Linked DNA regions of Mus musculus: region 1 is linked to region 2. A link is a loop called in an ENCODE intact Hi-C map of the cell type or tissue named here. Cell type or tissue: left cerebral cortex. All regions are shown on one strand. Each heading gives the region's core, and the rest is flanking DNA. Links, peaks and the distances in the headings are about the cores only. Region 1 has its middle 8.7 kb from the start of Gsta2. Region 2 holds the start of Mto1 (mitochondrial tRNA translation optimization 1).

Evidence for each region. Peaks named below come from ENCODE experiments on the same cell type or tissue, not always from the same donor. Only the 100,000 strongest peaks of a DNase experiment are listed, where the experiment ranks them.
Region 1: it touches region 2 in a loop (2.5-fold over the local background); 3 of 42 quality-filtered maps call a loop at or near these places.

Annotation. Positions count from the first base shown.
Region 1 is chr9:78,347,766-78,363,977 of GRCm38, forward strand. No RefSeq gene overlaps it. Among named protein-coding and RNA genes, the nearest start is that of Gsta2, 8.7 kb to the left of the region's middle. RefSeq lists a cis regulatory region at 11,168-16,212. In left cerebral cortex, for the core only: a CTCF peak has its summit at 10,468 (motif pointing right); a DNase peak (open chromatin) is centred at 10,493.
Region 2 is chr9:78,438,824-78,455,035 of GRCm38, forward strand. It overlaps Mto1 (mitochondrial tRNA translation optimization 1), which reads left to right and starts at 9,387. Exons shown (of 12, transcript NM_026658.2): 1 at 9,387-9,687; 2 at 10,596-10,795; 3 at 10,895-11,012; 4 at 13,941-14,230. The coding sequence starts at 9,474. Cgas (cyclic GMP-AMP synthase) reads right to left here and starts at 4,414. Exons shown (of 5, transcript NM_173386.5): 1 at 3,641-4,414. The coding sequence starts at 4,255. In left cerebral cortex, for the core only: no CTCF peak of the experiment used is centred there; DNase peaks (open chromatin) are centred at 9,419, 9,900 and 10,804; H3K4me3 peaks cover 1,698 bases; H3K27ac peaks cover 1,261 bases.

The sequences.
Region 1 (16,212 bases), core at 5,538-13,537, 90 kb before region 2:
TTCTTTCTTTCTTGTCTCTCTCTCTTACACACACACACACACACACACACACACGTGGAATCGAGGGATAGGAAGGAAAGAAGGGAAAACCACTTGAGAGTCTCAAACAGTATGACCATCCTTACCTGAGTCACCCCACAGAACTCTCAGCTCTCATAACAAAGTTTGACTTTAAACTGCTGAATTAGGGAGATGGTTTTTTAAGGAGCCTTAAATTGCAGAATTAATGCATTGTCTCAAATTCAAGGCTAAGTTAAACACAACAGGTCACACTGCTCCCTGCTTGTTTTATCTGATGAAGCATGTTAATATTAAAATCCTGCAAATAGCATGATATCTGTCTTAATCTTTGCCCTGTTTTGATTTAAAAAACTCAAGAGCCAGAGGGCAGAGAAGACGGACACAGCTCACACTTAACTTTATCTGGTGACCAGTCACATTCTGTCCAGCCTGCTCTAGGTCTCAGTGCAGCCTGTGAGTCCCTGCAGTTACTCCTGTGGGAAAGTTGCTTTGTCACCATTAGCAATGTCATTTCCAAGCTAGTGAGAATTACTGATCCTTCCTGCCAAGTTCAGACAGGGCTCTTATCCACAACAAGGTCATTCTCGCTGACCTCACTCACACACCCACAAGCTGATTCATGATTTTAGTTAATCCATGGTTCATGGGTCTTGGTTATTAATCATTACCTGATGATCTGGCTGGCCTCCGAGATGCCTGTCACATGCCTAAGGCTGTATACCCTACCAGAAAGGAGGGCTGGCCTCTTTTTATCTTGGTGTCCACTGCTAATTTCTCTTCAGCTATAGAATTTCGTTCTTCAAGGACCCTTCACTTTGCTAAAAACAGATGACAACCTAGCCATTCCGCATTTCATGGTACACATATGTGCACACAGGGTCTCAGCCACAGGGATGAGTTGTGTTTGAACACTGCTCATGAAAGAGTCCCTGTCACAGCCTGACAGCCTATGGCAGAGGAGGGAAGGAAACTCGTGGTGAAAGGAGATGTCCCAGGAGAGCAATGCCAGTAGAGACAACTGGGAGATCTACAGTGCACAGCAAGGGCTGAGTCAGGAGTCCTGCTGAGGACTGCCTTTGCCTTAGAGCTGAGTGCATTGTCCTAGCCTGGAAAGGAAGCGCTCAGCTGCCTGCCTGTTCTGTGCCATTTTCCTATGGTCATGTGGAGGCCCTGTTCTTCAAGCCTGCCTGCACTTTAGCCTTTCTCTGCAGTCCAGGCTCCACACTCATGTTTCTTCAGCTGGCCCTCCTTCTCTCCAGCCTTTTCCTCTCCATCCTCTCCATCCTTCTCCTCTCCATCCTCTGGGCATGCTGCACTGCCTCCACCAGGTCCCTTTACAGATGGAGTGAAGCACTGAGTGCAGCACTCTGGAGGCAGAGGCAGGTGGATTTCTGAGTTCCAGGCCAGCCTGGTCTACAAAGTGAGTTCCAGGACAGCCAGGGCTACACAGAGAAACCCTGTCTCGAAAAACCAAAAAAAAAAAAAACCCTGAGTGAAGAATTCTCCAGGGCTTAGTTCCAAGTTTTAGTTCCAAGTTCCCATGGCTGGCCAGGTGTGCGGCAGAAAGGCCACGATGGGCATGTGACCAACTTCCCTTGAGTGTTGGAGATGTGTCCCTTTGTGCAGGTGTAGAAAGGACAGTTGAGTGATTTATCATGTGCTACTCCACCAGACTAACAAATGTCCAAGCTCTTTGTTGCAATTCCTGGACTTTATCTGAAATAAAAATTTGATGTGTCCTTCAAATGTGTTCTTTAAAATTACTTGGGCTTCAGAAAAGTTTCACGGGGCTGAGAGTGCAGCTTGGTGGTATAGCCTGCTCTGCCATGCTCCCAAGAGCCTGGGGCAGAGTTCTTACATGGAAAAGACAAGCTCAAAGGTATAGACCCCCAAATACTGTTCCCCAGTGTGAAGGTTAATGTAGACACCAAGACCCCTTTGTCACACCACTCTGAGGCTGTTTCTCTTTGTCCCTTAAAAGTTTTTTTTTTTTTTCTTTTTTTTTTTTTTTTTTGAGACAGGGTTTCTCTTTATAGCCCTGGCTGTCCTGGAACTCACTCTGTAGACCAGGCTGGCCTCGAACTCAGAAATTCGCCTGCCTCTGCCTCCCGAGTGCTGGGATTAAAGGCGTGCGCCACCACGCCCGGCAGTCCCTTAAAAGTTAATGGGGGGAAAAAAAGGTGTGCTCGTGAAGAATGCTAGCCATGATTTGGAATGTGTCTTGGGCCTTATTGAGAGTAGACCAATTTTAGGCTTCATCAGAGGCCTCAGTAAAAGGACAAAAAAGACCCTAGTTCTGTGTCTTTGCTAAGGAGTAGACTTGTCAAGGCCAGTTTGGGGATGAAGTCCTGGCCTTGAAGGATTGAGAGTTTTGGTTCCTGGGAACTTGGCTTTTCTCATGAAGAGACTCAATTATCAGTCCCAAGGCCACAGTGTGCTCCATCTGAAATGTTCAAGTCACCCCATCTGTTTCCTTTGTTCAACATTGTGTGATTAGCCTCCTGCTGACTTTGTCCCTGTGTAAGATAGCTTCCTTCCACTGTCCTTGCCCACTTTCTCTCCTCAACATAATAAATAACATGGATGTACTTCTTGTCTCTTAATTAGTTTTCTTTTATTATTTACATCACAAATGTTGCCCCCAATCACCCCTCCCCTTTGCTTCTGAGAGGTTCCCCTCCAACACAATGGCTGCACTTCTTTTTTTTTTTTTTTTTTTAACTCTTTTTTTTTTTTTTTAAAGATTTATTTATTTATTAATTATATGTAAGTACACTGTAGCTGTCTTCAGACACTCCAGAAGAAGGAGTCAGATCTCGTTACGGATGGTTGTGAGCCACCATGTGGTTGCTGGGATTTGAACTCCGGACCTTTGGAAGAACAGTCGGGTGCTCTTACCCACTGAGCCATCTCACCAGCCCCGGCTGCACTTCTTTAGTAAGCTTTTTTGGCATAAGAAACAGCTTGTGTAAGACTTCCCCATTTCAAACATATGTATCTCCTTACCTTATGATTTCCTTAACGCTCTCAAATGACCCTGTGACCTAACACTGAAGAATGACCAACTGGGCCAACTCAGGCCCTCCTTGTTATTTTCAGATAACTTGATTGAAGATGTGTGTGTGTGTTATATGTATATATATTATATATATGTTACATATGTGTATATATATGCAAAATAAGGTAAATTAATGCGGTTTCTCCCTCACCATGTGATTTCTCAGGATCATATGCAATAAGAAATATTTGGGGCTGGTGAGATGGCTCAGTGGGCTAGAGCACTGACTGCTCTTCTGAAGGTCCTGAGTTCAAATCCCAGCAACCACATGGTGGCTCATAACCACCTGTAATGAGATCTGATGCCCTCTTCTGGTGTGTCTGAAGACAGATACAGTGTACTTAATTATAATAATAAATAAGTCTTTTTTTAAAAAAAGAAATATTTGGAGTCTTCCTATACTTCCTTTACTATAATAGTAAAGCCATTCTGGGTTTATATTTATTTCTTATTCTGGATCCAAGACTTCTGCCTTTCTTTCTTTTCCTTCCTTCCTCCCTCCCTCCCTTCCTTTCTTCCTTCCTTTCTTTCTTTCTTTCTCTTCATTTCTTTCTTTCTTTGTTTTTTTTTAAGATTTATTTATTATTATACATAAATACACTGTAGCTGTCTTCAGACACTCCAGAAGAGGGTGTCAGATCTTATTACAGATGTTTGTGAGCCACCATGTGGTTGCTGGGAATTGAACTCAGAACCTCTGGAAGAGCAGTCAGTGCTCTTAACCTCTGAGCCATCTCTCCAGCCCTCTTTCTTTGTTTTAATTCATATAGAACTACTTCAAGATGTCTCCGAATGTTTTGCCTGTTGTTTGGGTGTGTGGATCACGAGGTTGTCGGGTGTGGGCAGAGTCCGGAAGAGAGCTTTGCCAATCCAGTGATAACTGTCAAATGCCCATCCTGCTGAGAACCACATTTGCTGATTAAACATGCATAAAGACCAAATTGCCAGAAGAGGACTCCAATCCAAACATCTTTAGATTTCATTCTTTGAATTGGGACCTTTTGTTTGTTTTCCCTTGGTTTTTTGTTTGTTTGTTTGTTTTTCTGAGGCATGGTATTTGTAAGTAGTTGTTCTTGAACTGGCCTTGTAGACCAAGCTGACCTTGAATTCTGAGATCAGTCTGCCTCTGCTTTCTGAGTGTTGCCTGCAAGAATCTGGTTTGGGGAGGGGCTAAACTATCACAGTGAGAGCTGCTATCATTCATGTCACCAGGAGTTAGTCATTTGGAAGAGGTGCCAGCAGCCTCTAGTTCTATCTGTGCCTTCAAATTCTATGCAAGGCCGGACTAAGCTGAAGGAGTAAACGGGAGTCTCAGGGGGCACACAGTGGCCATGGAATACTTTCACCAAAGATAGATTCCCTGACAATCTAAAAGGCTTCTCAGACTGCCCTTTGAGAATCAAATGGGAGGCCAGAACCAAATGTTTTTTTTTTTTAAGATTTATTTTATTATTATATGTAAGTACACTGTAGCTGTCTTCAGACACTCCAGAAGAGGGAGTCAGATCTTGTTACAGATGGTTGTGAGCCACCATGTGGTTGCTGGGATTTGAACTCTGGACCTTCGGAAGAGCAGTCGGGTGCTCTTACCCACTGAGCCGTCTCACCAGCCCCCAAATCTTTTCCATAAAGCACCTCGATTGACTACACACTAACCCGTTTGGACCGACTGGCTGCCTTCCTTCCCAAGGCACAGATCATCCCAGCATGGGAAGATGCCACCCCCCTCCCTTTTCACCCTTCCACCATACACTCAATAAAATAAAATAAATGAAAAAAAAAACTACTTCAAACTAGTGGCTTGCCTGCATGTACCCATGTACACCAGTGTGTCCCAGGTGCACACAGAGGACAGAAGAGGGCTTCAGATACCTGGAACTGGAGTTACACCATGTAGGTGCTGGAAAATGGACTTGAGTCCTCTGCTAGGACAAGTGCCCTTCACTGCTGAGCCCTCTCTCCAGATGGAAGGCGACTGCTGCACAACAGTGGCACAAGCTTGCAATCTCGGCCCTGGGGAAGCAGAAGCAGGAGGGGCCCATTCAAGGCCAACTGATCCACATAAGGAGTTCCAGGACACCTACAAACACACAGCAAAACCCTGTCCCTGGGCTGGAGAGATGGCTCAGTGATTAAGAGCCATAAGGACAAGACTGTTCTTCTAAAGACAGCTACAGTGTACTTACCTATAATAGTAAATAAATCTTTAGAAAAGAAAAAACCCTGTCCCCGAGTTAAAAACATAAGTAAATAGTTTTAAAATGATGGCCAGAGAGATTGCTGCTATAGAGGAGGAAGGGAGGTTTGTTTCCAGGAGGCTCACAACTGTCACAATTCCAGCTCCAGGAGATCTAATGCCCTCTTCTGCCTCTATGAAAATATGAGAACCTGCATATACAAGCAACATAAAAGCACACACACACTAATAATAGTAATAGTAATAATAATAATAAGCTAAGGTTGAAACAGAGGGCTGGGGATACAGCCTAGTGATAAAGCTGTGTGAGGCTTTAAGTTCATCTTCTTGTATCACAAAATCAAATGAAAAGAATAGCCAGTGTAGCGCAGGATTAGCTTTGCCGTGCGTGCATCAATTCAACCGGCTCGGTGTCTCCTGCTGCTAGAGTTCCTAACTGCACAGGAAGAACCTGGGACTCTGAGCTCGCTGTCTCAAGTGCGCACCAGCTCTTGATCACTCCCTCATCTCTGAGCCCAGAGCTTCAGGGGTAAAGTAGAGCTCAGAACGCTGCCAGTGTGAGATGTGAGTGTGTGCAACATGGCACACAAGTCCCCAGGCAGCTAGGCACAGGATACTTTGTGTGTATGACAGACATGGGCAGAGGAGTTGGGCGTGTCCACAGACTGCAGGAATCTCAGCCTCTGGGCCCCTAGAGTGGGAGTCAACAGGTCATGGGGCCAAGGGAGTGCTTAGAGTTCTGGAAGAGTCTCTCTTCCAGAGAGAGACAGAACTTCACCAAAAAGAAATAGTTGCGTCTAGATAAATATTTATTAGTCAGAAATGAAATGCAATCAAAAGCAAATAGTACCAGGCGTGGTGGTGAAAGACTCCGAGAGGAGCCCCTCGCTCAGGCCTCAGAACAATAGCGGACACCCAAGAACTCATGATAGACCGAGCTTGATGTAAACCACATGAGGCTTTATTCGGGGAAAGCCAGAGCTCTAGGGATGACTCATATCCCACGCAGGGGTAGAGGAGTCAACCTCGAGGGGAAAGAGGTCCCAGTTTTTATAGGCCCTCAGGGGGGAAAGGAGAAGGAGGGAGTAGGGGATTTCCAGATCTAAACAATGTCTATTCCCAAGAAATGGGTATGGGAGGGGTACAAGGAAAGAGTCTGGTGCAGGTGTAGCAACTCAAGATTGACCGGGCTGTAATTGCTGGGGAGATTTTCTGACTCTCTCAGCAACCAATATCACAAACACCTGGCAATGGGCTTCATCAGTGTGCACACACATGGGTCAAGGAACAGTCAAAACATTGGCAGACACACAGGTTCAAGGAGTGGCCAGAGCATTGTGCACCTCTATTTTTCTAAATCAGTGAAGCTAGTTCTGCTAACAGTGACATCTTTCTTGCCAATTTCAGGGATTCTGTGACCTTTTACATTCTGTCAGGATCTTTCAGTGGCACAGTCCTTTAATCCCAGAACTTGGGAGGCAGAGGCAGGCGGTTTTCTGAGTTTGAGGCCAGCCTGATCTACAAAGTGAGTTCCAGGACAGTCAGGGCTACAGAGAAACCCTGTCTTGAAAAACCATAAATAAATAAATAAATAAATAAATAAATAAATAAATAAATAAATAGATAGATAGATAGATAGATGATAATGATAATAATAATAATAATAATAATAAAAAGCAACTAGTGTGTCAAATTTAAAAAGTTATTGAAAGTCAAAGTCCGGGTGATTAGTATCTGGGGTCCTTCAATAACTAAACCAAGTGAAGAGTGGTTAGTTCCATGAAGCAAGAGCTCAAAGTTCAAAGTCAATGTGGGGCCTTACAGGGACAGGCTGAAGCCAGGCTTGGAAAACACCAGATGTTCGCTGGAATGTGGCCTTAGAAACTTGGCTGTTTCATAGCATGTTTAACAAACTAGAGAATCTTTGCACATTTGTGACTTTTATTTTCGAGATAGGGTCTTACTATGTAGCCCTGGTTGTGTGACTTTTATTCTTTATCAAGAACCGAGTGTCACTGCATGTCACCAAAAGACAGATGCAGTGGCTATAACTGTGCCAAGCAGCCTGTGGACAGTGTGTTTTTAAAAGAATAACAGGGCACACAGATCTCAGAGTTAAAAGAGTAAATTCTGGGCTTGTTGTAAAATTGGCAGAGGCAAAGGCTAGTGGAAGTTTGGGGTTATTCTCATTACAGCCTCTTCAGCGGCCTCCTGTGATCATAGCTATGTCTGTCCTCCTCCCAAAGGATTGTCACAGGTCCCTGCATGTAGGAAAAACAGGTCAAGGAACCATTCCTGAAGCTACAGGTCAATGATTTCAAGCCTGAAATAGTTCATGGACCATGGACGCTATGTTAAAATGGCACAGGCTTACCTCTGCCTGGTGAGCATGCGCCTCAGAAGGCGTTTGCGATCCTAGAGCGACCAGCAGGGCTTGTAATTCTTTCACTGCTGCCTCCCGTCTTTGTCCTTCAGACACTGTGTGAATGTCTCCACCTCTAACCCATCTCCCAGCAGTTTTAAAGGCCAGTCTTTGTAGTTTTCAAAAGAATTAGAGTCTAAAAGTAAGAAAACTGATTCCAGAGGAGTGTCTCCGCCCACCACCCACCTCCTCTACCTGAAGACGCCAGCCTGTGGCTCTGGTCACACCTCATGTCTAGCCAGCTTCTGCGGATGCTCAGGTAGACATGGCTCTGCTGCAGTCTACGAATAGAACCACCTCTGCACAAGGTGGAGGGTTCATCTGTACAGGGCACTTGGATCTCAACTGCAGATGTGACGCAAGAACGTGCACACGTGGGTACACACACTTATAAACACAGTCTAGGAAGACTGCATGAGTAGATCTTATCGGAAATCCAGTTGTAGGTCCCCAACCCAACTGAACTACTTTAACATGACACCTAGGTCATTTTTTGTTGGGATTAGAGTTTGAGACTGCTTCTATACTGTCCAATTTCCCAAATAAGGACAGAATTTTAGCATCCCAAGGGCAGTATCAACATCTCCAAATGTGCAAATGTTCTATCACCTCTGTATTCTATCTGACCAGGATAGAATAAAGCTGATATCAACAGTAATAGAAACTGAGCTAAGTACACAAACCAAACTTAGGGAGACTGAAGAACACTGTCTCAGGGGGGAAAAAGTAAAGGTTTGTTGTGTTTTGGTTTCCTTTGGTTTGGTTGAGACAGGGTTTCTCTGTGTAACAGCCCTGGCTGTCCTGAAACTTATTTTGTAGAACAGGCTGACCTCGAACACAGAGATCCACCTGCCTGTGCCTCCCTGGTGCTGGGGTTAAAGGCACCTACCATCACTGCCAGGTGAAATTAAGCATTTAAACTGATCCATCACCAAGGTGGTAGTTTGAATAGGCTTGGCCCAGGGAGTGGCACTGTTAGGAGGTTTGGCCTTGTTGGAGGAAGTGTGTCACTGTGAAGGTGGCCTTTGAGATCCTCCTCTTAGCTGCCTAGAACACAGTCTGCTCCTGGCCTCCTTCAGATGAAGATGTAGAACTCTCAGCCCCTCCAGTGCCACGTCTGCCTGATAATGGACTGACCTTCAGAACCTGTAAATTGACGCCAATTAAATGTTGTCTTTTATAAGAATTGCCTTGGATATGGTGTCTCTTTGCAGCATTGGAAACTTTAACTAGCAACCAGCAACAAGACTGAAGCAGTAATAATAACAATAGCTAGAGAGATCGCCCAGTGGTTAAGACAATTGGCTGTTCTTCCAAAGGACCCTGGTTCAATTCCCAGCACTCAATGGCGGCTCACAACTGGGTGTGACTCTGGTTTCTGGGGATCTGACACCCTCACACACACATCTAAGTAGAACACCAATGCACATAAAATGAAAATAAAAAATTTAAGGAAATAAAATTCTTGGACTGGAGAGATGGCTCAATGGTTGGGAGCACTGACTAATCTTCCAGAGGTCCTGAGTTCAATTCCCAGCAACCACATGGTGGCTCACAACCATCTGTAATGGGATCCAATGCCCTCTTCTGGCGTATATGAAGACAGACTGCTACAGTGTACTCATATACATAAAATAAATAAATCAAAAAAAAAAAAAAGTCTCGCTGGGCCATGGTGGCGCATGCCTTTAATCCCAGCACTTGGGAGGTAGAGGCAGGCGGATTTCTGAGTTCGAGGCCAGCCTGGTCTACAGAGTGAGTTCCAGGATAGCCAGAGAAAACCTGTCTCGAAAAACCTAAAAAAAAAAAAAAAAAAGAAAAAAGAAAAGTCTCATAAGTGAGCTATGCCCAGAACCAAAGATATTCACTGCAGAATTCCACCAGAACTTCAAAGATTCGACATCTGTACTATCCAAACTGTTCCATGAAATAGGAAGGAAAGGTTCTCAAACGTATTTTACGATGCAGTATTACCCTGGCATAAAAACCCAGATAAAGAGGCTGGAGAGATGGCTCAGCAGTTAAGGGCGCTAGCTGTTCTTCCGGAGGTCCTGAGTTCGAGTCCCAGCAACCACATGATGGCTCACACCATTATAATGTGATCTCACACCCTCTTCTGGCATGCAGGTGTACATGCAGAATATTCGTAGATATAACAGTAAATCTTTTTTAAAAATTAAAAATATATTTAAAAAAAAAAAACTACCAGGACAGCCAGGACTACACAGAGAAACCCTCTCTCTCGAAAAAAAAGTATTTTTATTTATTTATCAAACAATTTATTGTTTTTTAATTTCTCCATGTAAATAGCGTCCTGTACTCTTGTCTGAAAACGTTCTTTCAAATTCCCAACATGTTTTTAAGTAACATTACTTTTATTTTCTACCCACAATGCAGGTCCTGCAGAGATGGCAAAGCACACACTCAAATCTAGCTCAGTGGTACACTGGGTGCCTAACATGTGGGAGGCCCTAGATTCTGTGCTCCGTAAAACAACAACAACAACAAAAAAAATTGGATTAGCAGGAAATCAATCCGTAAAAATAGTGGAGGGGTAGGAAAGAGGGCCACGAAGTATCGGGATCCAGATTGAGAGCTCAGCTGGAAGGCAAGGATAAAACGAAACGGCTTGGTTGATTCTGGACAGCTAGCAAATCACCTTCTGTCCCAAACTCATAGCTTCTTCCACCTCTTTGGAAGGTGCGGGGATCCCACACACCTGTATACCCCTCCCTGTCCCATCCCGTCACACTGCGCTCCCAGTATCTACTAGGTCTCCGGTAGGTGGCGCTCTGCTTCCTCTCTTAAGGTTCATACAGAGGAAAAGTCCAGGGTCGAATCCCAGGAGTTTCATGTGCTGAGTACCAACCATCAGACTGTTGGTGAGCTGGCTCAGTGTTAAGAGCACCGACTGCTCTTCCAAAGGTCCTGAGTTCAAATCCCAGCAACCACATGGTGGCTCACAAACATCCATAACAAAATCTGATGATTTCTTCTGGTGTGTCTGACTACAGTGTACATATAATAAATAAATAATCCATCAGACTCCTGGTTACTCTTGCCTAGGAGGCAGATCCCTCCCCTCTGAAGAGGCTGACAGGCTGACTGACAGTTCCTTCAGTCAACCTCCCTTTAGAGAGGACCAGGGAGAAGTGTGTGTGTGTGTGTGTGTGTGTGTGTGTGTATACATACATGTATACACAGACACATACAGAATACAACACTTGTTGGGCAGTAGTGGTAGACACCTTTAATTCCAGCATTCAGGAGGCAGAAGCAGGCTGAATTTGAATCCAGCATGGTCTATTGAGGGCCAGTACAGCTGAGGCTACACAGAAAAACTTTGTACTGAAAAAAACCCATGGACCCGGAGCAAGCAGGGTCTGGAGTGAGCCAGACTGGAGCAAGAAGGAAAAGGGATGGGGAAAAAAAAGAAAAAAAGGAAAAACCTAAAATAGAGAAAAACCAACCTATAGAACGACAGTGACAGGGACACAGCATATCTTGTATTATAAGACCACGGATGGCTCACAACCATGCGTGATGTAATGAGATCTGACACCCTCTTCTGGTGCATCTGAAGACAGCTATAGTGTACTTACATATAATAAATAAATCTTTAAAAAAAAAAAAGACCACATTTCTGCTTCCTACTAACCTACAACCTAAGTCATCCTAAAGACACTGGCTCATTAGGAAGGCTAGCTGACATGGCCTTGGTGTCTGAGAATATACTGTCTTCTCCATGTCTTCTTCTGTGGAAAATGCTCCACAATAATTCTCAAAGACCAGAAGGGCAAGACTGTTCCAACTAGTAGCTGCCCGTCTTTGTCTTCCCTCCCTGGATAAGCTGCTGCCAAAAGACAAGATAGATAGAAGACAGACTCAGGATGGCTCTGGGGATAAAATACAGTTTGAAGAGTCAATCCCTGTTTTTGGTTTGGTTGGTTGGTTTTTGTATTGTTTCTTGTTTTATGTGAAGTGAAGCAGGACCACAACTGACAACTTGATTTCCTCAACTGTACAGATGTCCAAGGCCTTGGTTATTGTTATGGTTAGCCCTTTTGCTTGGCTTTTCTTAAGGAGGTAGTATTGGGATTTTTTTGTTTGGGTTGATTCATAGTAGGTCCTCTTGCAAAGCCCTGGTTAAACTTCAGGTTTTCCAGCCTCCTTCACCCAAGGAGTTGATTTTATGTGTGACACAGCCATATCTGCCCGGTGGGCCAGCTTTCCATTGTACCACCTACCGAAAACAGCTCTCTGCCCACAGTAGGGTCTGACAGCTTTCATTTCCACAACAATGAACGCTCCTGGTTTTGTGGTTTACTTTGATTTGTTGTTCTTCATCTGCCACACATATGGAATTCACAGTATTTTCCTGAATTTCCCTTTTTCTGGGAGCGATTGCACACACTCTCATGGGCAAGGTCAATCTTTGCTGTTGTAGGAAGTGTGGTGTGCATTGGGGGGTGGGCTTTGAGCAAATACAGAGCATTCACCCTCCCAAGGTCAGATTTTGAATACTGGCTTCTCAGTTCAGTATTGGACATCAAGCATCAGTTAACATTACCATAGACAACCTTTCATTGCTGACTGCTTTTCTCCAGGATTCACGAGCATTCACTGAATGCTGCACCTACGGGCTCAGGAAAAAAAAAAAAAAAGTTTGCCTGGGTGGGGGCGTTGAGAAACTGTTAATCTCTCTGCATTTCTCCTGGGAGTGAAATTGGTGCCACCTTGCCTGAAGGAAAGTGGTTACAGTTGGCAAAAGTAAGAGCAAGTGAGGTTTGTTTATCTGGGCTTTGGGAGTGGTGCTGGAGACTTAAGCCAGGGCCCTGAGCATCCCAGACAGGTGGTTCACTTACCCACCAATCCCAGGAGCTTCCTGCTTTTAGAACAGCAGTTTTCCCCCTAGAAATTTAGCCTACAGACATGAAAACAAAACAACAGTACTCAATGAATTCCACACACCTGTAAAGACAAAAGGTCCGAATACCCAATGGCCCTTCAAAAAGAGCTAATTAAATGGAATATCTGACATGGGGAAAGAGGAACATATTATACATTTATAACTGGAACTCTGTTATAACTGAAACTCTGGCTGGTTGGTGGGTCATGCCTATAATCCCAACAACCTGGAGACTAAGGAGAGAGGGTTGCCACAAGTTCAAGGCCAGACTGGTCTACATAACAATGAGACCCTGTCTCAAAAACCAAACAGGGTCAGCAAGATGGCTCAGCTTGCAGCCAGGCCCTGACGTCCTGAATCTTAGCCCCTGAACCTTCAGATGAAAGGAGAGGTCCAACTCCAGCAAGATATCCTCTGATCCCTACCTTCTCCAGAGAGGGAGAGGGGTATACCGAGAGGGGGAGGGGGAGGGAGGGGGAGAGGGAGAAGTTAGGAAATAAATACCACTTTTTAAAAACCCTTGGAAGCTTTGAAGTGGTGGCACATGACTTTAATCTTAGCACTTGGTAGGCAGAGGCTGATAGATCTCTGAGTTTGAGGCCAACCTGGTCTAACAGATTGAATTCCAGGACAGCCAGAACTACAAATAGAAAACTTGTCTTGAAAACCATAAATAAATAAATAAATAACCCTGGAAATGTATACAGGAAAATAAAACTCTTTCATTGCTTGGAAGGAGAAAATAGATGAACATGAAACGGATAATACATTTTCTATCATGTTAGGGCGTGTGTGTAGTAGCTGTCTATATGGGAGTGGGGATAACTGTGTGCCCTGGCAAATGTGTCAGAGGACAACTTGTGGAAGTCAGTTGTTTCCTTCCACAACAAGGGTCCCTGGAACTGAACTCGGGCTAGCTGAGAAGCAAGGTGCCACCCACTGGGAGTTGATCCACTTGAATGAAGTATTTGCTAAGTTTCTGCTTTTCTTTCTTTGCGATGCTGAGACTGAAGAAAGGTCTCGCCATTCCAGCCAAGTACACTACCTCCCACAGGTCACATGCCTCACTCTGGTAGTGTTTGTTTAAAATGTATGTAAGTTTAAAATTAAGTAGTGGAGGGGAGGGGCCAGAATCAGTTTGATTCCTTAAAGTAGTATCTGTATCCTTTCCGCAGATGGGATTCTACTAAGTAAACTAAGCCAGTCTCAGAAAGACGAGCTGTGCCTGTTTTTTTCCTCCTGTTTTTTTCCTCATGTGGCAATACTTGATTTCTATAGACATTCAAAGATGGTCAGTCACAGTGCATGGTGCATGTCTTTATCCCAACAGTGAGGAGGCAGAGGCAGGCTGATCTCTGAGTTCCTGGATAGCCAGGGCTACATAGTGAAACCCTGTCTCAAAAACAAGCAAACATTTGAAATGTAAATGAAGAAAATATCGAATAAAAAAAAAAAACAGCGGGGCGGGGGTGGTGCACACCTTTAATCCCAGCTCTTGGGAGGCAGAGGCAGGCAGATTTCTGGGTTCGAGGCCAGCCTAGTCTACAGAGTGAGTTCCAGGACAACTAAGGCTACACAGAGAAGCCCTGTCTCAAAAACAAACAAACAAACAAACAAACAAACAACAAGCAAACAAACAAAAAACAGATGTACACAACACCGGAAAGAAGCAGAAATTGTACCAGAGACAAAGATGAATAATGGGAGGGGGAGGGGGAGAAATGGGGAGGGGCACACTCCAAGTGCCTGGTACACTTACATGAAAATATCCTCATATAAACCGCTGCTGTGCATAGTGAAAAGGAAACGAAGCAGAAGGGTTAAAAAAAAATAAGTCGCTTTAATTTTGAAGAACTGAAATTTGATTTTGAAGAGGGAAATGTTTGCTGTCTAAAGTGTCTGGAGAAAAATGGATCAGCTCTTTGTGGTAAGACACCACAGTTGGCTAAAAAAAAAAAAAATGCTGGCCAGAGGGGGCAAAGGGGGTGCATGCCTTTTATACCAACGCTTGGGAGGTAGAGGCAGAAGCAGGTGGATCTCTGCATAAGATAATCCTGTCTCGAACCCCCCTGACTCCCCCAAAAAGTTAGCTGACTGTTCTTCATCTCGGGCCTTTGTTGTTACTTTAAAAATGGCTTTGATTCCAATGCAGTACAGACTCAGAGAATCTCCATTTTCTGCTGTGTTCCACTATTTTTCTCACATTTTAACTGTTGACAAAATCTCCAGAAATATCCTGTCCAATACTGTTTCATTCAAAATGTGCTTTTTTTCTGAAACTGAAGTGTTGCTACCCATAACCTACTCCACTACACAGGACCTGCTCTGCACACAGAATTTGGTTGCTGGCATTCCACCATGAGGGGGCACAAGAGCCTCCTGTATTGATAGAATTCTGCAAGGCAGACTAAAGTTTTGGGGTGGGGGGGTGGGGGTGGGTGTGAGATGCCAAAGTTTTTAAGTCCAGACTCCATTTTAGAGCACCTGACCTAAGTTTGAACTCAGGTAAACTAACAGGCTGGTACCTAGCATTAGCTCCCAAATTGCCTCCAACAAAATCCGAGCCTAGCTCCAGTCTCTAGTCTAATCCCAGTAAAACCAGAGTTTCCAGGTTACACCCTCAACAAGACCAGTGTCTCTAAGTTATTCCCCCAACAATCCTCCACTCCAGGGTACAAGCCCATCCCCTGCCTAAGGACCACCAATGCAGAACAGAGCAGAAGTTTATGATATGACTCTCAGCACCAGCCAATTATGTTAACAGTCACAGCAGCTTTCCAATTAGCTGTTTGCACACGTATTCCCTGCTTGCTGCTTACTATAAAACCTTGCCCTGATAAGATATTCTTTGCTCCCCCCACACACACACCACCAAAACGATCCTGCGTGGTGGTGGTGTATTGGGGGGTCCGAGCAAGCTTGAATAGAATAAAGACCCTGCTGTGAGTCGCATCAGATTGGTTCCTGTGTGTGTTTGAGGATCACTAACATTTCCCTGGCATAACAGTGTTGTAAGACAAGGCTTCTCTGTATATGCTTGCCTGATCTAGAACTCACTGTGTAGACCAGGCTCGCTTCAAACTCACAGATCCACCTGCCTCTGCCTCCCCAGTGCCGGATTAAAAGTGTGTGTGCCACTAGCACGAATTTAGACAGAGCTTTTTTGTAATCGAGTGGAAACACATTTCCCTTATACTCCAAACAGGAAGTCTTTCATCTGTGTTTAGTCACGGACTCAAACATGTACTTGCTTTAGCAATGATCATTTCCTGAGGGAAACATAAAAAATTATTTTGAGACAATATCGCATGTAGCTCAAGGTGGCCTGGAGCTCACTATATAACTAAAGATGACCCTGAATTTCTGATCTAGCTCCCAAAGAGTTAAGAGTATTATGTGCCACCTAGTCCTGTTTTTGAATTCCTAGTGATCAACTTCACAGCTTTACAGATGCTGGGCAAGGTCAATCAAATCTCCTACAACCCCGTCCCCTCAACCTGTTTATGTGTTTGCTTGTGTGAAATCAGGATCTCCTGTAGCTAAAGCTGACCTCCACGTAGCTGAAAATGATCTCAAACTCCTGACCCTTCTGCCTCTAACTTTTT
Region 2 (16,212 bases), core at 4,704-12,703:
GTAAAGTCGGGAGGGCCATCCTTGGCTACACAGTGAGTTAGAGGCCAGCCTGGGATACTTGAGATGCTGTCATAAAATAAAATAGCAGAGTAGAATAAAGTAAATAAAAATACCACACAGCATTCATTAGTTTGAGCTGTGCTTTTAAACATTACTCATTTATTTATGTGAGTGTTTTGCCACGGATGTGCCTAGTGCTTGTGTAAACCTGAAGAAAGTGTTGGATCCCTGGAACGAGAGTCACAGATCATTTTGAACTCCCATGCAGTTGCTGGGAACCGAACCCTCGTCCTCTGGAAGAGCAGCCAGTATCCTTAACTTCTGAGCTATCTCTCCTCCCTCCACTTGGTTTTTACTCCATCTGTACCTCATTTGCATTCCCTTGCTAGCACATTTAAAGAGTTGGTTTTAGTTTATTGTTTTTCTTTTTAGTTTATTGGTTTTGTGTCTAGTAGACTTGCTAGCTCACTGGCCGTTTTAATAGCTTATACGTAATTATGTCATCTGTGCATAATAGTTTTTTGCCCCTTTGCCGATCTTACTCATTCAGTTTCTTTTGCTTGATGTTTTGCAGTGGGTATGCGCACTAGTTTTTATAACACATTCATATTGCACGTTGTTGTGGCTCATTCTTTTATTTGGTTTGGTTTGAAACAGCGTCTCGATAGAGCCATAGCTGTCTTGGGACTCTCTCTATGTAAACCACGCTAGCCTCAAACTCACAAAGATTCACCTGCCTCTGCCTCCCTGCTGGGATGGGTTACCACATCATTTGAATGAAACCACTACATTTTCCTTTATTTCTTACAATTCTCACTAGTGTTGCACAGGATTAGCCTCTGGGACACACTGCCACCTACTGAGATTCAGGCCCTGGACAATCAGCTGAGGTGCATATTTAACATGCCAAAGTGGCCCTGGCCACCAGGTTCTCCCAGCATCCTTCAGTCCCTACCTGACAGGCAAACCGTGTAACATAATAGTCACCCACTTGGTATTAACTTTGGAGACCTTACATTGTTTGCACTTGCTAGAACTTAGTTTTTGTCTTCTGAAAATTATGGCTATGCTCTATGTCTTAAAAAGGTATTTCATTTTAATATTACAGGTACAGTTTAGAAGAGGTAACTAAACTGTAAGAGGTTAAAAAAAAAACAGACAGTGACTGTTTAACTCAGATACCAGATACGATTAGTCTGCACTAGCTCTTCAAGCTCATTTGCCCACCTGCACATGTTTTTAAGGTTAAACCTAGGACTGGCAACTAGAAACAAGCAAAGTTTGTCTATTCCAGTATGCTTTAGATTGACAGATGGTCCTCAGGCACTTCAGAGACCTGCTGAATCTGGCATTTAAGAGGCTTAAACTTACCATGACAAACAGAAACTCCTAAATCCTGGCAGTGACCACCTCAAGGTCGCCAAGAAGATCCTGGCATATCGGTAAAGGACTCCACCTAGCTTGTACTACACTAATCACCAAGAAAGACTGCCACATTGCCTTGCCCAGGCTAGGGCCAGCCTGAACCATGGACAAACAGGACACCAGAGAGTTAATTGTCCATGCTGCCTAAGACAAGGTGAGGTCTGTCTCTCCCATGTTCCTCCTCCACAGGAAAAGCCTCTCATAGTCTGGACCAAATGGCCAAAGACTGCCTCTGCACAAGGTGCCATGGAGGCCACAGAGCCTGGGACAATTGTTTAGGTAGTAGACTTTAGACTCGCCTCGGTCGTTTTAGTTGATATATAGGCCATTTTTGGATTATTGTTCCTGCTTACTTAGGTAAATTTTATCCTTCTCAGGTCTCTGAAGACTTTGAAGACCAATGAGAGAAGTAACTTTTTACTATTTCTTACTAAAGGAACTCACTTTACAGTGAGTGTTCCCGCCAGTGTCTCATGGTGATTTTGAACAGAAAAACAGTTTACAGTTTATGTAAGGTCTGAGGCTAGGAAAGCGTCTAAGAAAGTGCGCGAGGAAATAGCAAGGTGTTCTGAGGTTGCTAAAGGTAAGGTATGAAGGTTGGAGGTCGTGAAAACCTTGAATGCTAAGGAAAGTGAGCTAAGGGAGAAGGAAAATGCTTCAGATCTCTTCCCCTTCCCTCCCGTTCCCTCCCCTCGCTGTGCTATCATTGTGGTGAGACCTCAAAGTTCAGAGTTTAACATGGAACAGTGGTAAAACTAACACTTCTAATATTTATCTCTTTTTGTAAACTTAAAAAGATACTTCTAAGCTTCAGGGCATCCACTCGAATCCACTTCTCACAGGTCAAATTGACTCCAGATAAGTACTGCCAATCAATAACCTGCTTCCCTCCCCTACCTGTGTATTCCTGAGGGGGGATCTAGTCCCCTTTCCCTGGTCCTGGGAGCCCCACCCCAACTACCAAGACCATGGGCCTAAAGGTTTCAAATGTACACCCAAGAAAATTTCTTTTTCTCCCTAACCTCCTTAACTTTATCTTCTGCTCCTATCTGTTATTAGCATCCCAAATCCAGAACAGTCCCACAACCTGGACAGCAAGTTACACAGCCTGCTCTTCTCAGACTTGGTCAGCATTCCAGTTTTGAACCCCTTCCCTGATCATGGCACCCCAATGTCAGCAAAGTAGCCATAGACAATTGCGAGGCCCCTTATTCATTTATTATCAACAAAAGGCTGAGGTGTCTGGATTCAGATCCAGGTGCGCATTTAACCAAAGCCGACCTGGCCTCCAGGTTCTCCCAGGTCCCTCAGTCCCTACCTGTTACAGAGCATGGCTAGCATACTTCAGCCTCTGCCCTGAACCTTTCAGCCAAGGGGCTGGGCTTCCCCTCCGCCAGAAGCAGCTCTTCTCTATATAATGTGGGCATTTTGTGCGCTCTCTCTCGCTCTCGCTCTCTCTCTCTCCCTTCCTTCCCTCCCTTCCTTCTCCCTCTCCCTTTCTCCCCTCTTCTCTCTTCTCTCTCTTCCTCCTTCTCTACCCAACTCTGCCTCTCTGTATGTTCTCTCTCCCTGCGTGGGCACACTCTTTCTCTCTCTCTCTCTTCCCTCTTCCCTCTGTCTCCCTCCCCACAGTGACTACCCTGGCCTTTTTCTTAGGACCAGTGAACCTGCCCAAGAGCAGCTTTCTAATAAACCTGCCTTAATATATTTTAATTTGGCTTGAATTGGCTCATTTCACTAGCAGAGAATAGCTATCACCATCATCTTCAGGAACTCAGCCGGGCCTACTCTCCGAAGAGCATTAGAGGTAGGCTTGTAGATGACGTTCGCTCATAGGGGGTGCGACAATGTCAACGGACCCTCACTTGAGTACCCAGCCACCTCTCCCAATTAGTTGTATACAATTCTGCCCTAATTGCAGGCGGTCCCAAAGTCTCAGGGATGGACTAGATTCAATCTAGAGGCTATAGTTGGGGAAGGATTAATAAAGATGACTCCCCTGCGACTACTTTAAGGTCACCTGTCCCATCCCTCCAAAGCAAACTAACTAGCTATCAATATTGCTTGCTGTGAGCTAACTGGATGAATTAAAAAAAAAAAAAAAAGACTGGGGTGTTCCAAGGGAGGGGGGCCCTAAGAGTGTGGGACCCCCAAACAGCTGAGGAGGCAAGTGAGGAGTGGGGCCGGAGCCCCTCCAGCAGGTCTTGACGCTCACCTTCACATGTTCATAGTAGCTGCCAGTGTTCAGCTGCTCCACACCTTTGAACTCCGACTCCCGTTTCTGCATTCTGCGCAGCAGGCGTTCCACAACTTTATTCACCGTCTCGGCCGCCTCCGAGATATCTTTGCGTTTCAATCTCAATTTGTCCAGCACCTTCTTTAGCTTGTCCGGTTCCTTCCTGGACCCTCGCGGCGCTCTGGGCTGCCCGGTGGAGCGCGCGCCCCTTCTGTGGCTAGGTCCCCTTACGACTTTCCGCGCCTCGGGATCCGCGGGCGGCTGGGGCTCCCGTACGGCGGGCAGCTCCGGATCCAGGATGGCCTGCTGCTGGGGCACCCGGACGGCAGGCCGCGCGGTGGCTCCTGCCGCGTCCATGGCCGAGGGCTGTGCATCTTTGGTGAGCTCAGTGGCCCTTGCTGGATGCACTCGGGGCCCTGGGGCACGTGGCTTCTCCGTGGTGTCCCCGTCACGCTCCGCCCGCCGCGATCGAGCCCCCCTTTGCGGGCCGCAGCTTTCCGCGTGGGCCCTGGTCCTGCTGGGCTGCGTCGGGGCGCGCTTCGCGGACGGCTTCTTAGCGCGTGGCGCCGTCGTCCTTCTACGCGGATCTTCCATATCTGCCGCTCTTCGGTCCGGGAAAGAATAAATCGACTTCGAAGAAAGGCCGCGAAAAGGGGAACTCTCAGTGGCCGCTGGAAATGAAACTTAAATATATGGCGGGAACGTAGCCGGTCAGTATCCGCCGCGAGCAGGCGCAGGAGCACGCGTGAAGTCAGCGCCAGGAAGAGGCGGTCCAAGAGATGCGAACTTTTTCACCAGTGGGGACCAGCAGAGCCACTAGCTGGGGAACCACCCACTGAGCCACTGGCCGGGAAACCTCTCCTTTACCGCACAGACGCGGAAACCACTGACAGCTCAGATGGCTAGATTTGCCGCCTACCACCAAGATGTGTTTCAGGACACTACTGTCTCTCGTACATTTGTAGTTGATAAACAACTTTTTTATGTAAACTTTTTTGTTGTTTTTTGTTTTTTTTGTTTTTCGAGACAGGGTTTCTCTGTGTAGCCCTGGCTGTCCTGGGACTCACTGTAAACCAGGCTGGCGTCGAACTCAGAAATCCGCCTGCCTCTGCCTCCCAAGTGCTGGGATTAAAGGCGTGCGTCACCTCGCCCGGTTTATGTAAACTTTAAATCAAAATTTACTGTTCTTGTTAATGAGAAATAGAAACTCACTGAACCTTTTCAAGTTAGATTTAACTGCTTGGAATTAGTATTTCAACTTATCTTTCTAAAAAGCACACCGACTCTTAAAGAACATATTCAAAGTGCCTGTGTGAGTTTCATGAGCAGCACGGTGTAAGCCATCCTGATTTGGCTGCTGAGATTCCGTAGTCCTTTAATGCAGACTTTCAGAAAGCGATTTCTAAAGTCGGTCTCGTCAACAGTGGCTGCTTCTTTTAAAGTTGTTCTTGGCGGAACTCATTTTGCCTTCCACTGTGCTAACAAAAACAAAAACCTGTCTTCTGAAGATTTACATGGCTCAGAACAACACTTAGTTTTCAACTAACATCAGAATGTTATAATAATAACATTACTATATTCCACACCTTATTATGCAATCCTGTGTGTCCCTTAAAATAAAGCTCAAAAATTGCTGCTCTGTGTAACTTTTTGTAAAGTGTGTGTGTGTGTGTGTGAGTGTGTGTGTGTGTGTGTGTGTGTGTGTGTGTGCGCGCGCGCACGCGCGCGCGTGTGTATGTACCATATATTATGAGATACATGTAGCCTGAATAAAAAGACACCGATCAGTGTGCTGCCATCCTATTGACCCTGCAACTCTCTTCCCTCCTTCCTGTCAATGCCTGTACATGAGTTTTCAAAATGGGAACTTGTCTAACAAGCATTCGCTTTTGAATGGCAAGTAGACACACCTGGGAATGGAAACGCTGCCTACTTTGCAGAAATACACTTGAGCAGGAGACCTCTCTGTGAGGTCTTGCCAGTAGAGTGGCATTCTCCATTATTAGTCTCAGCACTAGGGAAGCAGAGGCAGTAAGCTGGAGATCTACAGAGCTAGTTCTAAAACAGTCAGGGCTATACATCGAAACCCTATCTGGAGGAAAAGAAGAAGAGAAGGGAGGGAGAGGAGGAGGAGGAGGAGGGTGAGGAGGAGGAGGAATTAAAAAGAAGAAAACAGTGCAATAGAGTATGGAATAGGCATGAGCATCGGAGAGAATGAAGTTTGAACAATGATTTTTGAAAGGAGCAAAATTCACTGCGACAACCATACTGTAATTGTAATTCTTTTAGTTGTGAATCTTTCTAGTTAATCAACTCTTAGCATCACCTGTGGGAGCATAGGTCCGTAGCTCCAGCTGCTCTGGAGGCTTAAGCAGAGCATCTTTGAGCCCAGAAGTACAAGCCTGGATAAGAGAGTGAGATCTTGTCTCAAACAATAAATCCGAGGTCCATCCTGGGGACGCTGATACAAGAGTAACAAACTACCTTCCACATGAGGGTTTTATAGACTTCCCAAACAGAAACTCGGTTTCTATTGTCTTTATTATCTGTCCTTGGGCTACAACTGAACTTTCTGGTTCTGAGTCTATGAGTAATGTCTTCGTTGAAAAGGGAAGATTCTGCACTGAATACATAGCATGTGAACAGATTAATGCCTGGTCTTCAAATGTAGGTGAGAGGGATTCTCCCAGGTAAGTGTCAACTGGGTTTATGATTCTTTGGGGAGGGGGCAGGATTGATGCAGGGTTTCTTTGTGTGGCCCTGATTATCCTGGAACTCACTCTGTAGATCAGGCCTTGAACTCAAGAGATCCCCTGCCTCTGCCTCTGCCTCTGCCTCTGCCTCTGCCTCTGCCTCTGCCTCTGCCTCTGCCTCTGCCTCTGCCTCTGCCTCTGCCTCTGCCTCTGCCTCTGCCTCTGCCTCTGCCTCTGCCTCTGCCTCTGCCTCTGCCTCTGCCTCTGCCTCTGCCTCTGCCTCTGCCTCTGCCTCTGCCTCTGCCTCTGCCTCTGCCTCTGCCTCTGCCTCTGCCTCTGCCTCTGCCTCTGCCTCTGCCTCTGCCTCTGCCTCTGCCTCTGCCTCTGCCTCTGCCTCGAGTACTGGGATTACAGGCATGAGACACCACTGCCTGACTGAGTCTATGATTCTTTAATCAATGGTTTAAGCTATTGACTCAAAATATTAAGAAGTAGTATATTTTAGCTAGCACGGGCCATAACTCTAATATAAACACTTTGAAAACCTGTTAGAGAAAGGAAAAAAAAAAAAGCAAACTACTTTGGTGCCTACACTTTGGAGGGAGATCTTCATGAGTTTAAGACCAGCCTGATCTATATATCAATTCCAGACTGAGAGAGGCAAGAACAGAGCCAGGAGGAGTTGAGAGAGAACTGCTAGTAAATATTTGATGATACTTGAAAAATGCCCAATGTTTGTGAAACATCACATCCCATTTAAACCAATTTCATTATCCACGGTTAAAGCATAACTATCCGCTTCTGTGCTAGACAGAGTCTGCACACCTGTAATCTCCACACTTAGGTACCTGAGGCAGGAGGATGGGGAATCCAAGTCTAGTTTGGCATACATAGAAAGGACACGTCTCAAAGGAAAAAGAAATCCAAGTGAAACATGGTGGCATAAATCTGAAATGCTGGCACTCAGCAGACTGAGGCAGAAGGATTGCTGTGAGTTCCAGTTCGCTCTGGGTTGCAAAGTAAGATATCTCAAAAACACACTAGAAGCTGGGAAGATGGCTCACTGGATAGCTATGCACTCCTGACACCTGTTTTTTTTTTTTATTCTTAGAACCCACATAAAAGATATACATGGTATATCTTGGTACATACCTCTACAATCTTAGCCCTCTTACTGCAAGGTGGGAGGCAGAGATTGGAGAATTGGCCTTAAGTTCTTTAGCCAGCTGTCCTGGAGTACACAGAACATCAAGAGAAATAATAAGAGAGGCCCTGCTTCAAAACAAGGTAGAAGGAGATCACTGGCTCCTCAGAACTTGACATTTGTGTCCCAAATGTTCACCAAGACATACACACTTATGCTCACCTCTCTTTCTCCTCTCTCTCTCTCTCTCTCTCTCTCTCTCTCATCTAAAAACACCTACCATCAACAAACAAGCCAATATTGGATACAATGTAGAAGACTTTTTTTTTTCATTTTTTCTCTTTTGCTTATTTTCACTTTCTCTCAGAGACAAGATCTCTCTACATAACCCTGACTATCCAGGAACTCACCGTGTAGTTCATGCTGACCTCAGACTCAGAGCTCTGCCTGAGTTGTGCACCATCGTGCCCAGCTAAGCAAATATATTGTTAAGGGGACTGGACAGATGATTGGCAGGTAAAAATATCTGCTGTCAAATCTGATGATGTGGGTTCAATTCCCAGAACCCACAGGATGAGGAGAACTGACTCTCTCAAGTAGATCTCCATATGTGCACTGTAGTATGAGTAAGCCCATACACATACTCACATGCAAATGAATACATGCAATTAAAAATTTAAATATATATAGTTAAATGGAGGGGAATAAAGTGAAAGATAGTATAATCACAGAATTTATATACAAAATACTAGCGTTCCTGTGCCGTGTGAGTTTTCCCCCTCCTGTGAAAATGTGAATAAATGTATATTTACCTGAGGGCACCAAGAACAAGCCAAAGAAAATTATTCCACTCAAATATAATTTAGTGAAACTATAAGTTTTTTGGAGGTATTTACAGGAGTGTGGATGACTCAAAGACTGCATTACAAAAGTCCAGGGCAGTATGGATGACAACTCACAAAAGTTGTATCCCTGAGCCCCCGAAGGACTTGCACATCTGATGGTCCTGGAGTCTACCCCCTAGCAATGGTCCCTGCTTGTATAGCCTGAAGTAGGGGTGGGCCTGGCAATTTATAAATCTTCCTGGGACTGAACCTGTAAACTTTGTTCACTTCTGGACTTTTATGAGACTCCCTCCTCTAGGAAGGAATATTTCAACTCAGAGGAAAACTTGTATATGCATATAAAAATAGCTACTAGCAACAAAAGACTGGCATTCCTTTAAAGTAGGGACAGAGCACTTTGTAGGAGTTACACATTTTTTAATTCTCCATGTCTTGTGTGTATATTATGTTTAAATAGGAACCAGAGAAATGGCTCAGTGAACAAGATCTCTTGCTCTTTGCAGAGAACCTGCCGTGTTTGATTCTCAGCACCCACATAGTGGCTCATAACCTTTTATTGCTCCAGAAAATCTGATGCACTCTTCTGACTTTTGTGGGAATAGGCTAGATCGAGGCGCGCGCGCACACCCACACACCCATACACCACATGCACAGGCAAAACAATCATACACATAAAATAAATGTCAAAAAAATGTTTAAGCTGTATATAAATAATGGAGTTTTGATTTGGAGACGTGATATTCATTTGTAGACCCAGATGGCCTTCAAGATGAGGATTAGAACTCGGATTGCCTTAGTCGACTAACCTCTCAGAAGATTTTGAGGCGAAATGATCAAATTTATTGTTCATAGGTGGCAACCTGGCGATAAAGACAAGTCCACGGGAAAAGCCTAACCTCAACCTCCAAGATAGAATCTCCCGCCAGCGCTGAAAGTACCTGCGGGGGGAGGAAGGGGGGGGGAGAACGCACAGGGCCTGCGCGCACCTCCCCGCGGCGAAGCTCCAACCCGCCAATCAAAAGCGTCGCTGGACGCAGGCGCGCTACGCGCTGACTCGGCCAAGATGGCGACGCCCAGCTGGCTTCTACTCCGGTGACAGTTCCGGGCGTCTCTAGCTAGCTTCCCTCAACATGTTCCTTCTCCGAGGCCGTGGCCATTGGGCCGCAGCGTCCCTCGGCAGACGGCTGCCTTTGCGTCGCCTCCGCAGCGACAGCGCGGCGCCCTGCACCCCGCACTTCGACGTGGTAGTTATCGGAGGAGGGCACGCGGGGACCGAGGCGGCCGCCGCCGCCGCTCGCTGTGGCTCGCGGACCCTGCTTCTCACGCACCGCGTGGACACGATCGGTGAGGAGCCCCGCGGCCGCGGCGGGAACTCTACGTCCGACCGAGCGCGGGCAGGGTTGCGGTGGACCGGAGTGGCCGGTGCCCGGGGTCAGGGAGCGGAGGACTGAAAGCCACGGCGGCTGCTGGGCAGGTCGCTGGGTTGACCCTCCCCGTATTGTCATCTCAGAGAAATCCCGAGTTAACATTTTCACACCCGTCTTGTTAAGCGACCGACGTGGTGCGTCCACGGAGAGCTTGTCAAGCTCTGCCGCCGCTTGTCGCGTTCCGTATTTCCATTGCGTGTTTTGTGCTGATAGGCGCCTCAGCTTACGCACCTCGTTTTCATTATCCATCCGACACTTGATAAACATTAGGCTGATCCCGCTTCTAGGCTCTGGCGAGTAGTGTCTCGTTAAATATAGAAGTCCACTTGTCACTTCACACAGATTTAAATTCTTTTAGACATATACACAGTAGTGCAAAACCTGTGTTCTATCAACGCTGTAGGATATGTCTAAAAAACATTTCAGAGGCCTACTAATGATTCTCATAAATGAGACAGTGCTGTGTAGACCAAGCTGGCTTGGAAGTCACAGTGATCCATCTGCCTCAGCCTCCTGAGTGCTGGGATTCAAGGTGTACCCAATCACGCCTGACCAAAGTGATGAAGGAAGGTGGTACATTATCAAGTATTCCTTGGCTTCAAAGAAGAAAGGTAACTTGGCTTAGACGATAGAGTCCATAGGAATGCAGAGAACGGGAATGAGTCGCCCATTTTCTGCTAATTCCTCCTCTCTTTGAAGTTAGAGGAGAGCGTGTTGGGGTTTATTGTTTTAAATGAATCTGATTAGTCTGATTACCTTTCCGAGCACTCTTTATTAAGTAATATGTACAGGGTACTCTATTATGATCATATCCATTCTCTTTAGGTCAGATGTCCTGTAATCCTTCCTTTGGTGGCATCGGAAAGGGGCATTTGATGAGAGAAGTGGATGCCTTGGATGGTCTGTGTTCCCGGATCTGTGACCAGTCTGGTATACATTACAAAGTGCTAAACCGGCGTAAGGGCCCTGCTGTGTGGGGACTGAGAGCACAGATTGACCGGAAACTTTATAAACAGAACATGCAGGTGAGCACAGGCGAGGCCAGGGGTGAGCACCCACGGTGAGGCCAGGAGGGACTGTGGGCTTCTCCAACTGCTCTTTCAACTGGCATTCTCTGTTGACAGAAAGAAATCCTGAGCACGCCCCTACTCACTGTTCAGAAGGGAGCTGTAGAAGATCTAGTTCTTGCAGAACCAGAGCCTGGGTACCCTGGGAAGTCCAGGGTCAGAGGTGTTGTCCTGGGTATGTACTGGCTAATAATGCTAATACCAGCCTAGCAAACTCTGTGAGAAACTTGCTTTAGAGAAGAGCATGCAGACATTTTTGCTGTTCCAGGAAATTCTGGTTTTCAATGCCTGGATAAGAAAATTATGTAAATAGTCATGCGTCTCTTCATTTTGACCATCGTGAATCTCAGTCAAATTCTAGGTTCATTAATATTATTTTAGTGCCAGGCAGTGGTGGCACACACCTTTAATCCCAGCACTTGTGGGGCAGAGGCAGGCAGATTTCTGAGTTCGAGGCCAGCCTGGTCTACAGAGTGAGATCCAGGACAGCCAGGGCTACACAGAGAAACCCTGTCTCGAAACAAAACAAAACAAAACAAAAAATACCCAAAAACAACAAAACAAAACAAAATACTGTTTTAGTGTAATACTCCAAAACAATTTGTGTCTTTTATCCAGCTTCTTCTATCATAAATTTGTTTCTATATTTGTTCATTTTCTGTGTGAAGTGTGTGTGTGTGTGTGTGTGTGTACTTTACACACATAGGTATGAGGGATGGAATTCAGGCCATCAAGTTTGGCAAAGCACCTTTATCCACTGAGCCATCTCAACCAGGGTCCCCACCCCAACACACACTGTCTAGAAAAAAACCAAAAAAAAAAAAAAACCCATGTGAGGCAGATTTCACTACATCACCCACCCCTACTTTCTTGTCTTACTTAAGGTTAGTATTGCTGTGATGTAATGCCATGACGAAAGGCAGGCTGGGGAGGAAAGGGTTGATTTGGCTTAGTATCCTGAACCACAGTCCACTGAGGGAAGCCAAAACAGGACTTCAAAGTGGGCAAGAACCTGGAGGCAGGAGGCGATCCAGAGACCACACAGGAGTGCTGCTTACTAGCTTGCTCAACTTGCTTTCTTACAGGAGGACCCTGGACCTCCAGTCCAGGCGTGGCCCCGCCCACAACAGGCTCGGCCCTCCCACATGAATAACTACTCAAGAAAATGTTCTATATGGTTGCCTACCGCCCGGTCTTAGGGAGGCAGTTTCCCAGTGCCTCTCAGAACACTCTAGCCAATGTTAGCTTGACATAAAATTAGCCCAGCTCCTCAACCTCAGCCTTTCTGGTTCTCTCCTTTCTGACCTTTGCAAGGAGGAACTAGTTCAGTCTTACTAGTTTCTTCTCTTCCCTCTATCAGTTACCATTCTTCCAGCTACTATCTAGCATTCAGAAGTGGATACAACTTTTTTCTTTCTTTCTTTCTTTCTTTCTTTTTTTTTTTTTTGAGTGAGGTTTTCCTGTGTAATCAGGGTTGGCCTCGAATTCACACAAATTCACCTGCTTCTAATTTCCAAGTGCTGCAGTTAAAGGCATGCACCTCACATGGGCTATTTTATACATTTTAAAAATTCCTTTCAATACCTGACAATTTAAAAAAGAGAAGAAATCATGTTGTATTTAACCAAAATGCTAAAGTCAGTTAACTTTTGACTGTACCCTCACCAAGTGCAGCAGGCCTGTGTGCTTCTTTAGGAACCTCGTGCTTCCCCTGCTACAACACTGCTTAGATTCTTGAGATTCACAACATACAGCCATCCAGAGTGATTGTGCACGTGTGTGTAGTGGGTAGAGGTCAGCATTAGGTGTCTTCCACACTCGTTTATTTTTTCTGCTTATTTATTTTCACACTACTGGGGGACATGTCTGGCACACTCAAGGAAGTTAGCAGCATGCAGGAGATTACGTCACTTCCACCGTGTGGGTTCCAGGGACCAGCCTTTACAGCAAGTTCCTTTTTGTCTGCTGAGCCTTCTCACCAAGCTCCAGAGTTGCTTAGTTTTGGAAACAGTGTCTCTCACTGATCCTGGTGCTCACTGACACAGCCAGCCTGGCTGTTCCATTGTTCCAGTGCTGAGGTCACAGACACCCAGCACTGTGGCCTACATGCAGGTTTCTTATTCATTTGGAATTCTTTGTTTTGAGTGCTAAATAAAGAGAAGTTGATCTATAGGAACAAGCTTTCACTTATAAGTTGGATGCTTTTAGAGATGAAATGTGTAGAAAGGTATCAACTATAGTTGATAATACAATGTTGTACCCTGAGATTTTTTTTTTTTTTGGTTTTTCGAGACAGGGTTTCTCTGTATAGCCCTGGCTGTCCTGGAACTCACTCTGTAGACCAGGCTGGCCTCGAACTCAGAAATCCGCCTGCCTCTGCCTCCCGAGTGCTGGGATTAAAGGCGTGCGCCACCACGCCTGGCTGCGAGATTTTTCTAGGTATGGTTATGGGACTCATTTTGTACAAGGTACCTATAACACCATGATATACATCATAAATATGTACTGTTTTTCTGTTTGTTAGTACTTTAATAAACAGTTTATATTGAAAATTGTATTTTATTGCTAGGCAATGGTGGTGCAAACCTTTAATCCCAGTGCTCAGAAGGCAGAGGCAGGTGGATCTTTGTGAGTTCCAGAATAGCCAGAGCTACATAGAGAGAGCCTATCTCAAATAAATACATAAATACAATTAAATACACATACATATGTATTGATGAAAAATACATTTGTTCATGCTTTAATAAAGTTTTTAAAAAGAACTACAAAAAATTTTCAAGTTTTTAGAGACAGGAAGTTTTTCTGTAATTATTTTTTTTGCAGTGGTGGAGGCTTTTGAGGTTTTTTGGTTTCGTTTTGTTTAGAATGGACTTCTCTGTATAGCCCTGGCTGTTCTAGAACTCACTCTGTAGACCAGGCTGGCCTCAAACTTACAGATATTCACCTGCCTCTACCTCTTGAGCCCTGGGACTAAAGGTGTGCACCACCACTGCTGGCTCTGGAATTCTCATATAAAGTACTTACATTCTATTTTCTTCTGTGGTAACAATGAGGAAAATACTTTACTGGTTTGTTTAGTTTTGTTTTGTTCTTAATCATTTAGCAGATGGAAGTACAATTTATGCAGAGAGTGTAATTCTGACTACTGGGACATTTCTGAGAGGCATGATCATAATTGGATTGGAGATGCATCCTGCAGGACGTTTGGGGGATCAGCCCTCCATAGGGTTGGCTCAGACTCTGGAGAAGTTGGGATTTATGGTAGGAAGACTAAAGACTGGAACTCCACCCCGACTCGCTAAAGAGTCCATTAATTTCTCCATTCTAAACAAGCACACACCAGATGATCCATCCATACCATTCAGCTTTCTCAGTGACAGCGTGTGGATCAAGGTAAGACAGTTACAGAAACCCGGGTTGATGGCTGATACTAGGTATTCACAGCAGGACAGATCCTAACTGTCTTTTTCCTCTCCTTCTGCTGTCATTTTAAAGTTTTGCTTTGTTTTTATTTATGTGTCTGTTAGTTAATTTAGCAATTGGGTCTTTTCCTATACATTGTTAAATTTCATTATTTCATTTCTATATAACTTACTTTGTCTACTGCCTCAGTTACTTTTCTGTTGCTAAGACACTATGACCAAGGCAACTTACAGAAGATTTTTTCGGGACCTTACAGGTCCAGAGGGTGAGTCCATGACTGTCATGATAGGGAGCATGGCAGTAGGCATGGCACTGGAGCAATGGGTGAGAGCTTAAATCTTGATCCAACACCTGAGGGGGAGAAAGAGAGCAAGCTAATTAGGAATGTCTCTAGTCAAAGCTTATCATCAGTGTCACACCCCCTCCAGCAAAGCCATACTCCTACCCTAATCCTTCTCAAACAGTTCTACCAACGAGGGACCCAGTGCTCAAATATAGGAGCCTATAGGAGCCGTTATTCACTTAAACTACTACGTACAAAACCTTTCTGAAACAATTTCAGGTTTACAAAGTAGGAAAACAGACTGAGGGTAAGGTGGTATATGGCTCAGTAGAGATTGTGAGCCTTCCCTCTAAATAATTCAATATGAACCTCAACTAAACACAAATGTCCTGTAATATAAATGCAGTGCGGTGTTGAAATTTGAGGACTGTCATACTGATCCAATGTTGTTATTAATAGATATCCCTAGCCAGAGTCTACTGATTCCCCACCCCTAATCTAGGTCTGTATTTACGTTGTTTTCACATTTATTCTAAATTGTCTTCTGTCTTTATTTGCATGTGACAACAGCCTTCAGGAATAGTTCTGTCCTACCACATGGGTCCTAGAGACTGCAGTAGTCAGGTCAGCAGGCTTGGCAGCAGGTGCCTCCACCTGCTAATCTGTCTGGATGGCTCACACTTTGCATTATGCTTCTGTTTCTTGGGTTTAGGGGGAGGGTTGTATTGGTTATTGAACCTAGGGTTTTGCACATATGAGATGAGTACTCTGTCACTGAGATGCACTCCCTGTCCCCACCTGTCCTTGAAATGGAAAAAGTAAGTACAATGTATGTTTAGAATTAAGGATTAGGGGGCTTGAGATATGTCTCGGTAGTTAAGAGCACTGTCTGCTCTTCCAGCAGAGCCTGGTTCAATTCCTAGCACCCGCATGACAGCTTACAACTGTCTGTCACTCCAGTCCCAGGGGATCGGACTCCCTCTACAGACACTGCATGCATGTGGTACACAGATAGACATTTAGGCAAAACACTCATACACACTCAAAAAACAATCTGAATTAAGTATTTTAGATACTGTTGTGTCGTTCGTTCTTTCTCATTAAAGTTATTGGTTTTTTGTTTGTTTGTATAATGTTTTATATATGCATGGGAACAAAGGTGCCTGTGCTTGCTAGAAGCATCAGATACTCCTGGAGCTGAAGTTACCTGTGGTTGTAAGCCAGCCAATGTCTATGCTGAGAACTGAGCCCTCAGCAAACGCAGTAGTACTTGCTTTTTACTGCTGAGCCATCTTTCCACCCCACCCACCACCCACCCTTTTTTAAGATAAGATCTCAACAGTGTAGCTGAACTAAGACTTTCTGGAACTCAGTGATGATCCTTCCAGGACTTATGGGCGTGAGCCACCATGTCTGGCTTATTTCATTCCTCTTAGTTCTATAGTTATGGTTATGGTTTTTAGATAGATTCTCACTCTATAGCCCTGGCCAGATACAGTATCTGTATCTAGTATGGGTTAGAGATGTGCACCACTGTATCTGTATCTAGTATGGGTTAGAGATGTGCACCACTGTATCTGTATCTAGTATGGGTTAGAGATGTGCACCACTGTATCTGTATCTAGTATGGGTTAGAGATGTGCACCACTGTATCTGTATCTAGTATGGG